Regions from separate parts of the Homo sapiens genome. Here region 2 is linked to region 1. A link is an interaction called in ENCODE POLR2A ChIA-PET data of the cell type or tissue named here. Cell type or tissue: HCT116. All regions are shown on one strand. Links, peaks and the distances in the headings refer to the core of each region. The heading gives the core; the rest is flanking DNA.

Region 1 (5,380 bases), core at 70-5,069:
TCCATGCTGCAGAATTGTGAGAAATACTGAATTGGTTGTTTTAAACTACTAAGTGGTGAGGTAGTTGTTACACAACAATAGATAAAATATATTTTCTTTGAGACATGTGAAGTATAGGAAGTTAAAAAGGTCTGACCAAAGGCTCAAACCTACTGCTATGACTTTAAGGACCAGGCTTTGTCAACTGAGTGAATAAAATAACCAGTGGAGCTAAGGAATGGACCTCAGAGTGCAAGCCATCTTGACAATCCTGCACATTCTCTCTGTTCCAGCCCTAAGCTCTGTGTTAAGTGAAACAGGATAATGTATACAAAAATATCTGGCACCGAGGCTGGCACATGGGAAACACTCAAAAAATGCTTCTGGGTTTGTTCATGTGTTCCTAAAGCAGTGACGTGAACATGCAACTATCTATTCAGAGGTAGTATGGTGAAATGGGTAAGATCATTCTGGAACCAGAGAGCCTGGGCTCAAATCCTGGTTCCCACAATTACAAAGTGTGGGGCCTTAGACTTACCTAACTCTCCCACGCCTCGGTTTGCTCATCTGAAAAGGAGGCTACCAGAACCTACCTCACATGATTGTTGTGAAAACTGAGTTGCACATTAAAAGATCAGAAGGTACCTGGCTCCCAGTAAGACTATGTAATTGTTTATTGTTAAGGTTTTCTTTATCTGTCTCTGTTGTTCTACCATTTCACATTCAACCAGTCAATTACACTAGTGCCTGTGCACCAGTATTCACACTTATTTCCCTTTAGAGGTTTCAAAACTGAAAAATGATTAAGATAATTGAATGCCAATTTTTAGGCTCTTCTATTCTTCTGGGTTTCTCCTCAAATAAAGTCATATCAACAGTCATTAGTCTCTGGTAACATCCTGGAAAAGTTAGCAACTTATTGTGAGAACGGGGCCAAGAAAAGTGACGAGCAAGGTGTGTATGGAAAATGACAAAGCGACTGTGTGAGACACCAGGACGCTGTAGAAAGTGCGGTGGGGTAAGCGGTGTGATGCACAGGAAGGTGCTGATTCCCTGTGACCTTGAGCAGGTCCCTTACCCTGGGGGTTGGGGACCTCAACTGTAAGAGGGGACACCTCTACCCCACCTGCTCTGACCTCTGACAGGGCAGCAAGGAGGGGTAAATGAGTCCAAACCTATGAAAAGCTTTTCATAACTCCTAGGGCACTGGGCAGAGGTTAGGAAGTATCTCAATCTATTTATGGTATCTTACTTTCTGCAACAACTTTTTACATTTTTGAAAGTTTTCAAATAAGCCCAAAACTTCATTCCTGCCAACAAGCAGGGCCACAGCAAGCACCTTTTATGAACTAATGAGAAGCCTATTTTCTTTAAGAAACTAAAGAGTAGACATTCTTTAGACAACTCTCAAAAATAGCTCAGTCAATTCGATAAAATCATCTTTGAAAACATAAAAAAGAACTCACCATCGCTTGGCACCTAAGCCCAATAGGGTGCTGCCACGGTGAAGGCTTTACATAAAGGGAGAGCCAACAGCCTGTGATTCTGCTGGGTCTAATGGAGACCTGCTATTCTGATTTCCGAGGCTTGCTTTGTCTATTCCCGCTCCCTCTTCCCTCCTGTCTGTTTCTACACTTTACAAAAGGCCTTAGAAGTTGTATTTCTGGCCTAGTAACTCTTCCAGCCACTGCTGGGTTCAGACCAGATTTAGCCCAAGGATCGGCAGGTGACCAGGCCCACACAATGCCAGGAGGAAAGGTGCCAAGCCTGCTCCAGCTCTGGCAGACTGGCTGACACTTGGGCATCTGGCTCTCCCTGAGGGCTCCATTTGTCAGTAAAGATGTCCCTCTTTCCCCAGCCATTCTTTCCACCTCCTAACTCAGGCTCTCCACGAGAGGGACAAAGGGGGCCTTATTAAAGGCAGGGAGAGGAGGAACACCAATGGTCCTAAAAAGAAGCCGAAAGGATGAGGCTGGGGACCACCTCAAAACGCTCTCCCCAGGGCAGATGGGCACTTGCCACCTTTCAGTTCTCCCTGGGGAGCTGGGGTGACTGACTTGAGTTTTTTAAAGCCTGGACAGTTGTTGGTCATGGTAAGAGCAGACTGAAAGGTTTGCAGCAAGCCTGGGAGCCATGCAGCACAATCAGTCTGGCTTCTCCCATCCAGCTCTGCCCTGACCAGCAGAGCTGTGTGGTGGGAGGCGAGGGCTGCTGCTAATCATGCTTTCTGAACACGCCACAGGCATACTTTCCTCGGGCTGTTTGGTTTGTCCCCTCTCCACTCCCACTCAGATGCAGTGTGCAGCTCAACCAGTCGTACAGGGAGGAGCGATGTGGGAGCCCATGGGGGTAAGTCGGTCCCACCACCCTGCATGACCTATGGTGAGAAGATGCCCTGCCCTTTCCCACCTACACAGGTGGAATTCACACCAACTAGGGCTAAGGGCCAAAAAACAAAACCACCATAGACCTCACTCCTGGCCAGTGTCTTGGCTACTTACATATACAGAGTTCCAAATATCACTCATCTCCACTGAGACCACAGCCGGATTTTTCTCTACCACTTTAACTGCAGCAAAACCTGTTCTGAGACAGACTGTCTCCTGCTCGGCTTTATTGCTGCCACAATCTGAAATTCTCTGTCCTCCTGTGTTCCTATCACCTATACCCCCAGGCCTGTTTCTGCACCTGTCCACCAGACAGCGGTGCACTGGTCTCTTTCCAAGTGACTGTGAGTGCCACAGGTGCTGAGATAGAGCTCTGAAGGCAGCCAGCCTGGTGTGTCCAGGGCTCTGCACACAGCAGATGTTTAACACAAAACTGCTGGTCATTCCCTGATGCAAAACATGGGAAAAGAAAGCCTTCTGAGATGAATATGCAGCAAAGCGGTGACCTACTTGTCTTCAGAGCCCTACAGGCATCTGTGAAGGACTCTAAACCCCAGATTTTTGGTGCACAGACATGTGACTTGGACACCAGTTTCCACCAAGGATCAGTTAGGGTGGCAGCAACCTTGAACGCTAGATCATCCCGTTCTCGTAGCACAAGCCAAGCCAGAGGAATGGAGGAGGGTACACACCAACATGAAGATGGTTTGGCAGCATGGCCTGACTCCAAATACAGGCTGAGCCACCTTCCTGGAGCCCAGCCAAATCTATGACAAAGCCGATTGTTCTGATACCCACTAAGGTGTGCCCTTGCTGATTCTGGCTGCTCTGCCAGCTACATGATCACAGCAGTAATAGCTGCAATGAACTAAGTGCCTACCCTGCCCCAAGCAGGCTACACACATCAGCATATACTGCCTAAGGAGGCAGAGAGCCTGGGAGAGGGTAAAGGCTTTGAAGTCAAATGTCCCAGGCTCTGCATTCACCCAGAGAACATCTCAGTGCAAGCCATGCTCCATGCCAGGCACTGAGGATGTAATGAGGTATAAGGGTGGCCCCTGGCCTCAGGGAGTTCATAGTCTGTGGAAGAAAACAGATGGAAAAATAGGCCACTAACCACAAAGTGAGAGATGCCATTATGGGGGCATTCACTCAGCCCTGGCCTCATGACATCTGAGTGAATCCTAAATGAGGCTAGCCATATGTTTTTGTGCAAATTACTTAAATCCCCTAAGCCCTAGTTTCTTCATCTGTGACACAGGGATTAATAATACCTAGGTCACGGGGTTCTATGAAGACTAAATACACAATCTATATATAAAGTGCTTACCTTGAAGCAAATAAAATGATGGTAATCACTCTTATTTAACCACAAAATAATGAGATTTTATGCAGAGATGTAAGTATGACAACCCAACTGACTTCTAACTTTTTCTCACGCATACATTTTCACAACACTCAAGGATTACACATTTGGAGTCTCTAACCTGCACTTGATTCTTTATTGGAGGGTCCCTCGGATGACCATATAATTTACTGCCCAAACCAGGCCTCTGAGAGTGGGAAAAAAGGAACAATTCATTATTCCACTGGGACAACATGGTAAACCAGATGTCACATTTGGGACAAAATGGAGCTGCTGGTCACTTTATCTGTTGTCCATTGGCCAATTTCAGAGTCAAAGAAGGCAGCCATCACTATGCATCTCCTTTCTCCATCATTTTTGGGAGCTGCCAATAACTTTGAGAACAAGCCCAGCAAAATCTCAACCTGGGTGAGAGCCAGCAACTGCCCCGCACCATCTAGAAGTCCAGAAACTCAATGAACATGGACACCCTCCCCACCCTCGCATCTCCTCCCCAAACCAGAAAAGAGTCAGACTCTGGTCCTAGCTCTTGGCATCTGTCACCACCCCTCACGTGCTACAGAGCAGCTGTCTCCCAGCAAGACATCAGCCATCCTTTCTGCCTCCTGGATGTTGCCTCTTACCTCAGGTGTCCCAGGCTGTAGAAGCGGGACTCGCCATCGGTGGAGCGGACCACCTGCAGCGTGAACATGGGCTGCAGCTGCCTGAGCTCCAGCAGGACGATGGCCAGGTAATGGATGAAGAGGAGGGCATCCACAAGGGAGACTGCATATTGCACAATGCCCTGGTAATTCCGGTCCCGAGAGTCCAAAATGCGGACCCCGTAAAAAAGCCAATAGGAAACCACAAAGAGAAAGATGAGGACCAACAAAAGGGCACGAAACACAAACACCCGTGGCATGTCAGCTCTCCGCTTGCGGAAAAAAAGTGCCCAGGTCCCTATGAGCAGAATGAGGAGTTTGAATGCCATGGAGATAAAGAGCCCCTCACAAATTGTGCCACAAGGCTCCAGCTCATCCCTCCACAGGATCGGAGGTAAAAGGATGAAGGCAATAGGGGTGAGGAAAACTAGAAGTCCAAGAAAAGAGGCGACGGTGAGGCCCAGGTAGCGTTTGCAATCCAGCCCCACGCTGTCCTCCATGTCCTTGCTGATCCTGGCAATGTCCTCTTGGGATATGCTGTGCTCCGAGGTGCCTGTGATGGCCGTGGTGGTCTCTCCCCAGTTGTCATCCTGGTGGGGAGAAGACAGTGAGGATGACATGACACAGGTCATTTGTAAAAGCTACAAAGGGCAGTGAACATGCAGGGCCCGCTGCATCTACCCAGCCCTATTCACAAAGGCTTCCAGAAAATGAAAGCTTAACTCTTTAAATATTAGAACTTCTTAACTCAAACGATTTTCATTGAAATTTTCAAAATGTATGAGGTATTTACCTTTTCAAACAGAGAAAACATAATGTGATCTTTCTGTCTGTTTGGCTGATTCATTGACATAACATTGATTATCATCCCCTGGGTTGAAAAGCCTTGAGCAGCTCTGAGGGCCTGGAGCTGTTTGCCCTGCAATGCGCAACCCAGGTATTAGACTAATCTTGTGAGAGCTCATCTATAGAGATAAACCTCCTGCATCTTCTTTCCAATTCACGCT
Region 2 (5,380 bases), core at 201-5,200, 58 kb before region 1:
TATTCAAATAAACTTTGTCTTATTTCTAATGGTTACAGGTTGCAAAGAAATTATCTTTGAAGATGAATGAGGTTGACTTCTATGAGCCATTTATGGATGAGCCCATTGCCATCCCCAACAAACCTTACACAGAAGAGGAGCTGGTGGAGTTTGTGAAGGAACACCAAAGGTGCCTGAGATGGCATGTGGGGGCTGGGGGCCTGGGGTCTGGGGAATGGAGAGGAGCCTCTCTGTGCTAACATTTCAGACCTGCCAAGAGCAACAACCTAGTTAGTACCCCAGCAGTACAGAACTCAGTAGTATGGCTTTGTTGATCAGTAATGACTAGCAGGGATGTTATTACTTCTGAATCTAAGTCTGCACCTGCAAGCAGAGTTTGATAAATCCCTCAGTCAGCAAATCCCCTCAAAGCCAGGGCAAGATATAAATAAAATTCTATACTAGGAATGAGAGCAATTTAGTGAAAGTTCCCATATACCAATAACCATGCCCAGTGCTTTAGGGAAACTATTTTATCTAATCTCCAACCTTAGGGAGTAATTATTATTATCCCAATTTTACAGATCAAGGAATTGGACTCAATAGTTAAGTAACTTAGCCAAGGATGAACACTCTATGCATAGAACTTCTGGGAGAGAAATGCTTGATACCACTTAGTGTAGCTCCAGCATGGATCAGCAAACTTTTTCTGTAAAGAACAAAATGGTAAATATTTCAGGTTCTGTGGGCCAGATGGCGTCTGTAGCAACTACTTAACTGCGGCTGTGGCATGAAAGCAGCCATGGATCATGTATAAACAAATGGGTGTGGCTGTGTACCAGTAAAAGTTTATTTAGGAAAACAGGAGGCCCTGGCTGGATTTGTCCCACCAGCTGTAGTTTTTTGACCCCTGCTCTTGAGGGAGGGAAGATATGGGAATATGGAACATGGTAGTGGACTCACTGGCTTGTCCCTCCACCCTACCTGGCATGTACACGAGTGTGTTCATTGGACCTGCAGTACTGTGATCCCCCTCACCTGGACAGTCCTAGTTCCTTCAGGAAGGCAGTACTTGGAGGAGCAAATATTAATATGTCCAGCACTATTTGCCAATATTCAGAAAGAAATGAAACTATGAGCAAAATATAGATCCTGTCTGCTCCCCTAAATATCCCTAAAGGACTTTCAATGTATACACCAGATGATAAAACAAAGGCAGTTTTAACCTACAAAATCCGAGATTTCCTGTTTTCCCCCTCAGGTTTCTCATTCCAGGCCTGCTGTGGGCTCTCTGGAGTGGTGGCTATCTGTGAGGAAGGAAATGGCATCTTGCCCTGGGAATGAGCTGACCCTGTGCCCTCTGACCCATTGTTTGTAAAAGACTTTATAATTCTTGGATCAGTGGGTCTATGAAAAGGCTGAGTGCCTTGGCCCAGCTCGCTGTCTGACACAGCAGAGTAGAGCAGGTCTGTTTCCTTAGAAGATAAGTGGGTTTTTAGGGCTCTCCCTGCCTTGCAAAGGAAGCATCATCTCATTTTACATTTCATAATGCTGTGGCTGCTGTGTCTGCCACAGTGATCCCTACTCAAGGAAGCTCTTTCTTTTTTTTTTTTTTTTTTTTTTTCCAGACCCACTCTACGTCGCCTGCGCCCAGAAGAAATGTTTGAAACATGGGTAAGAAAGAGGCAAACTCTCTTTGCCTTGTAGAGATGAGTATAGTCCCAAAGAGGAGTGCTTCTTAGATTAAGTCCCCAAACTCAAACCAAGTTTATTTGGCTGAGGTGGATGTCTAGATGAGTATTTGAAACATGGACAGATTGGGTACGACGGCTCAGAACTGTAATCCCAGCACTCTGGGAGGCCGGGGCCAGGGATCACTTGAGTTCAGGTGTCTGAGAGCAGCCTGGGCAACATAGCAAAACCCTGTCTCTACAAAAAAATGCAAAAAGTAACCGAGCATGGTCGCATGTGCCTGGAGTTCCAGCTACTTGGGAGGCTGAGGCAGGAGGATTACTTGAGCCTGGGAGGTCAAGTCTGCAATGAGCTGTGATCCTGGCACTGCGCTCCAGCCTGGGCAACAGAGTGAGACACTGTTTCAAAAAAATGAAACAAAACAAAACAAAAACATGGACAACTTCATGCTCAATTAAAACACAGTTCTCCATGGATCAATCCAAGCCTCTTTGGTACTACTCACTAGGCAAAATTGCTCTTAGTTAATTTCCTGCAGTGACTATAGCTTCTGTTCATTGATCATCAGAGCCACACAGTAACACAGTGGAAGGAACTCAGGCTATAAAGTAATAGAGACTAGGGTTCAAGTCCAGAATCTGCCACCTAGTAGCTTTGTGTACTATGTCAAGTCCTGTGGCCTTTCTGAGCTGTCTAAATTTCCTCATCTAAAATTGGGACTTTTTATAAGGATGAATATGAAGAGTTCACTATATGGTAGCTGTTTTTTAAAAATATCAACTGAAGGCACTGGCAAGCAGCTGAGCCAACTTGTCTTCTAGGTTTGTGTCATGGATAATATGTCAGGCAGCTCAAACAGTGTTAGATAGAGGGCCTTGGAGATAAACCCCCAACCCACACCTTATGTACAGAAGTTCATAAATAACAAAGGCTGTGGAGCATTTTTCAAAGCATTTCATGCATCTTTTTATTTGGATCTTCCAATAGCTCTAGAAAGTGATGTAGAACAAGTATTATTAATTAGTCGGGCATAGTGGGGCACGCCTGTAGTCCCAGCTCCTTGGGAAGTTGAGGTGGGAGGATTGTTTGAGCACAGCAGCTTGAGACTTCAGTGAGACATGATAATGCCACTGCACTCCAGCCTGGGCAACACAGCAAGACTCTGTCTCCCCAAACAAACAAACAAAAACCAAATACTATTTTAGCCCCGTTTGACATAGTCAGAAACTGACGCTCATACAGATTAATCACTAAAAGACACATAACTAAAAACCATTAGTTCTTGGAACTTAAATATAAGCCATCTGGAGCCAAACCTGGTGTTCTCTGCAGAATGCCTCCCCAGAGTGACTATGTCCCCACAAGGGGCCATTTGGTGTGAGGGCTGGGAAGGAGGAGAAAGGAATTAACACGGAAGTATTTATCTGTTTAATTCTTTGAAGTGATGGATGAACAGAACCAGGGAGCAACTTGACACTGTTTTACTGGTCTGTAACTTACTTGGATGTTTGAAGGTAGAGCAAACATTTCACAAGATACCAAAGGGTAAATAATCCAGTCCAGAGGAGCGGACTATTTAATAACAACTCAGCACAATAGAAACAAACTTTCCTAACATTTAAACCTTTCAAAGATATTAAAAGGGTCTTATCGCTAGGCATAGTGACTCATGCCTGTAATCTCAGCACTTTGGGAGGCCAAGGTGGGCAGATCACTTGACGTCAGGAGTTCGAGACCAGCCTGGCCAACATGGTGAAACCCCATTCCTACCAAAAAATACAAAAATTAGCCGAGTATGGTGGCAGGCGCCTGTAGTCCCACCTACTCTGGAGGCTGATATAAGAGAATCACTTTCATCTGGGAGGCAGAAGTTGCAGTTAGCTGTGATTGCACCACTGCACTCCAGCCTGGGCAACAGAGTGAGACCCTGTCTCAAAAAAAAAAGAGTCTTATTAATGTATTTTAAAATAGTAATAGCAAAAAGATATAATAGTGCTTTAAAATAGTATTTTTTAAATTGTTTTTGCTTTTTACCCTAAAATAATTTCAGATGTACCAAAATAGTGCAAAGAACTTCAATATCTCTTCACCTAGATCTCCCAAATGTTAACATTTTACCATCCCTTCTAGCTACATAGATACATAGATAGATGATAGATAGATAGATAGATAGATAGATAGATAAATAGATAGATATAGAGAGATATAGATAGATGATAGATAGATAGATAGATATAGAGAGATAGAATTTTCAAAATCAGGAAATTAACACTGATATAATACGTCTACTACCATTATTCAAATTGGCCAGTTGTCCCATCAATGTCCTTTACTGCAAAAGAAAAACGTCTCTTTTTCCTGGCCCAGAATCCAATCCAGGATTCCACACTTACATTTGCCTATGTTTCTCTTTCTTTTTCTTTTATTATTATTATTTTTTTTGAGACGGATTCTCCCTCTGTCACCCAGGCTGGAGTACAGTGGCACCATCTTGGCTCACTGCAGCCTCTGCCTCCCAGGTTCATGTGATTCTCCTCCCTCAGCCTCCCAAGTAGCTGGGATTACAGGTGCATACCACCACACCTGGCTAGTTTTTGTGTTTTTAGTAGAGACAGGGTTTCACCATGTTGGCCAGGCTGGTCTTGACCTGCTGACCTCAGGTGATCCTCCCTCCTCGGCCTCCCAAAGTGCTGGGATTACAGGCATGAACTACCACGCCCGGCCTGCTTATGCTTCCTTAGTCACCTTTAATTTGGAACAGGGTCTTGGTCTTCGTCTTTCATGGCACAAAATATCACTTTAAATTGAGAGTCATTATTGATGTTCTCTTCTGCTGTGGCTTTATCTTCAGTTTTTTTCTTTTTATTGTCTTTATTCCTAAGAGGCAAGTCTCAATTATCTAGGTTCTAGGAAGGGAGGGAATATACCACTATGGACCCCTTCTCCCAGGTCTTTCCTTCCTGTCATAGCAGTATCACTCAAGACCATGGTGTTCTGTAGATGGGGAGCCTGTGTCCTCACATATCCCACACTGCTACAGAAATACTCCCTGTTGACACATTAGAGGCAGATGTTCAGAAAGGAAGTTCAGTGTCTGGTTTCATTGGAACTCATTCTCTCCTTTCTTTTCATTTAATGAATAAGATAAAATACAGCCTTTTGCTATAATATAAAATAATGGTGATGGCTCATATTTTCCACATTATTGCATATTGAATTGTTCTTAACTTGGGGAAGAGAGCAGCGTATTGAATTTAACCAGGCAGAGAAAAGGGCAACTGAAATGGTTTATTCCTTCCCTCCCCGTTCTGGAACAGCCTCATGTCTTACCCAGGAACCCTAACCAGACCTAGTCAGCCCCTCATTCAAGTCTCCAACTAGGGGGAAGGCAGGACAGGCCTCTCCAGTGTCATCTTTGTTTCCTTGAAAGGGAGAAACAGAAATCAGTCCATCCAAAGGACCTCTGAGGAGCCACTTTCCATACCCCCTCCTCTACCTGGGCCCCCTAGCAGGTCACTGCTCTAAAGAGTGCCATCCCTGTGGGCCACGTGGCCACAGCAACTTAAACCACAGATGTGGTTGTGGAAAGTGACCAGTTAATGAACTTCAAAGTCTTTTTGGCCAGGCAAGGTGGCTCATGTCTATAGTCCCAGCACTTTGGGAGGCTGAGGTGGGCAGATCGTTTGAGTCAAGGAATTCGAGAGCAGCC

What was found. Peaks named below come from ENCODE experiments on the same cell type or tissue, not always from the same donor. Only the 100,000 strongest peaks of a DNase experiment are listed, where the experiment ranks them.
Region 2: POLR2A ChIA-PET joins it to region 1 with 6 read pairs; 4 of 35 experiments call an interaction of 5 or more read pairs at or near these places.

Annotation. Positions count from the first base shown.
Region 1 is chr1:115,663,244-115,668,623 of GRCh38, reverse strand. VANGL1 (VANGL planar cell polarity protein 1) reads right to left here. Exons shown (of 8, transcript NM_138959.3): 4 at 4,356-4,963. Among named protein-coding and RNA genes, the nearest start is that of VANGL1, 24 kb to the right of the region's middle. In HCT116, for the core only: no CTCF peak of the experiment used is centred there; a DNase peak (open chromatin) is centred at 3,137; H3K4me3 peaks cover 247 bases; H3K27ac peaks cover 791 bases.
Region 2 is chr1:115,721,781-115,727,160 of GRCh38, reverse strand. CASQ2 (calsequestrin 2) reads left to right here. Exons shown (of 11, transcript NM_001232.4): 6 at 39-169; 7 at 1,608-1,653. Among named protein-coding and RNA genes, the nearest start is that of CASQ2, 44 kb to the left of the region's middle. In HCT116, for the core only: no CTCF peak of the experiment used is centred there; no DNase peak of the experiment used is centred there.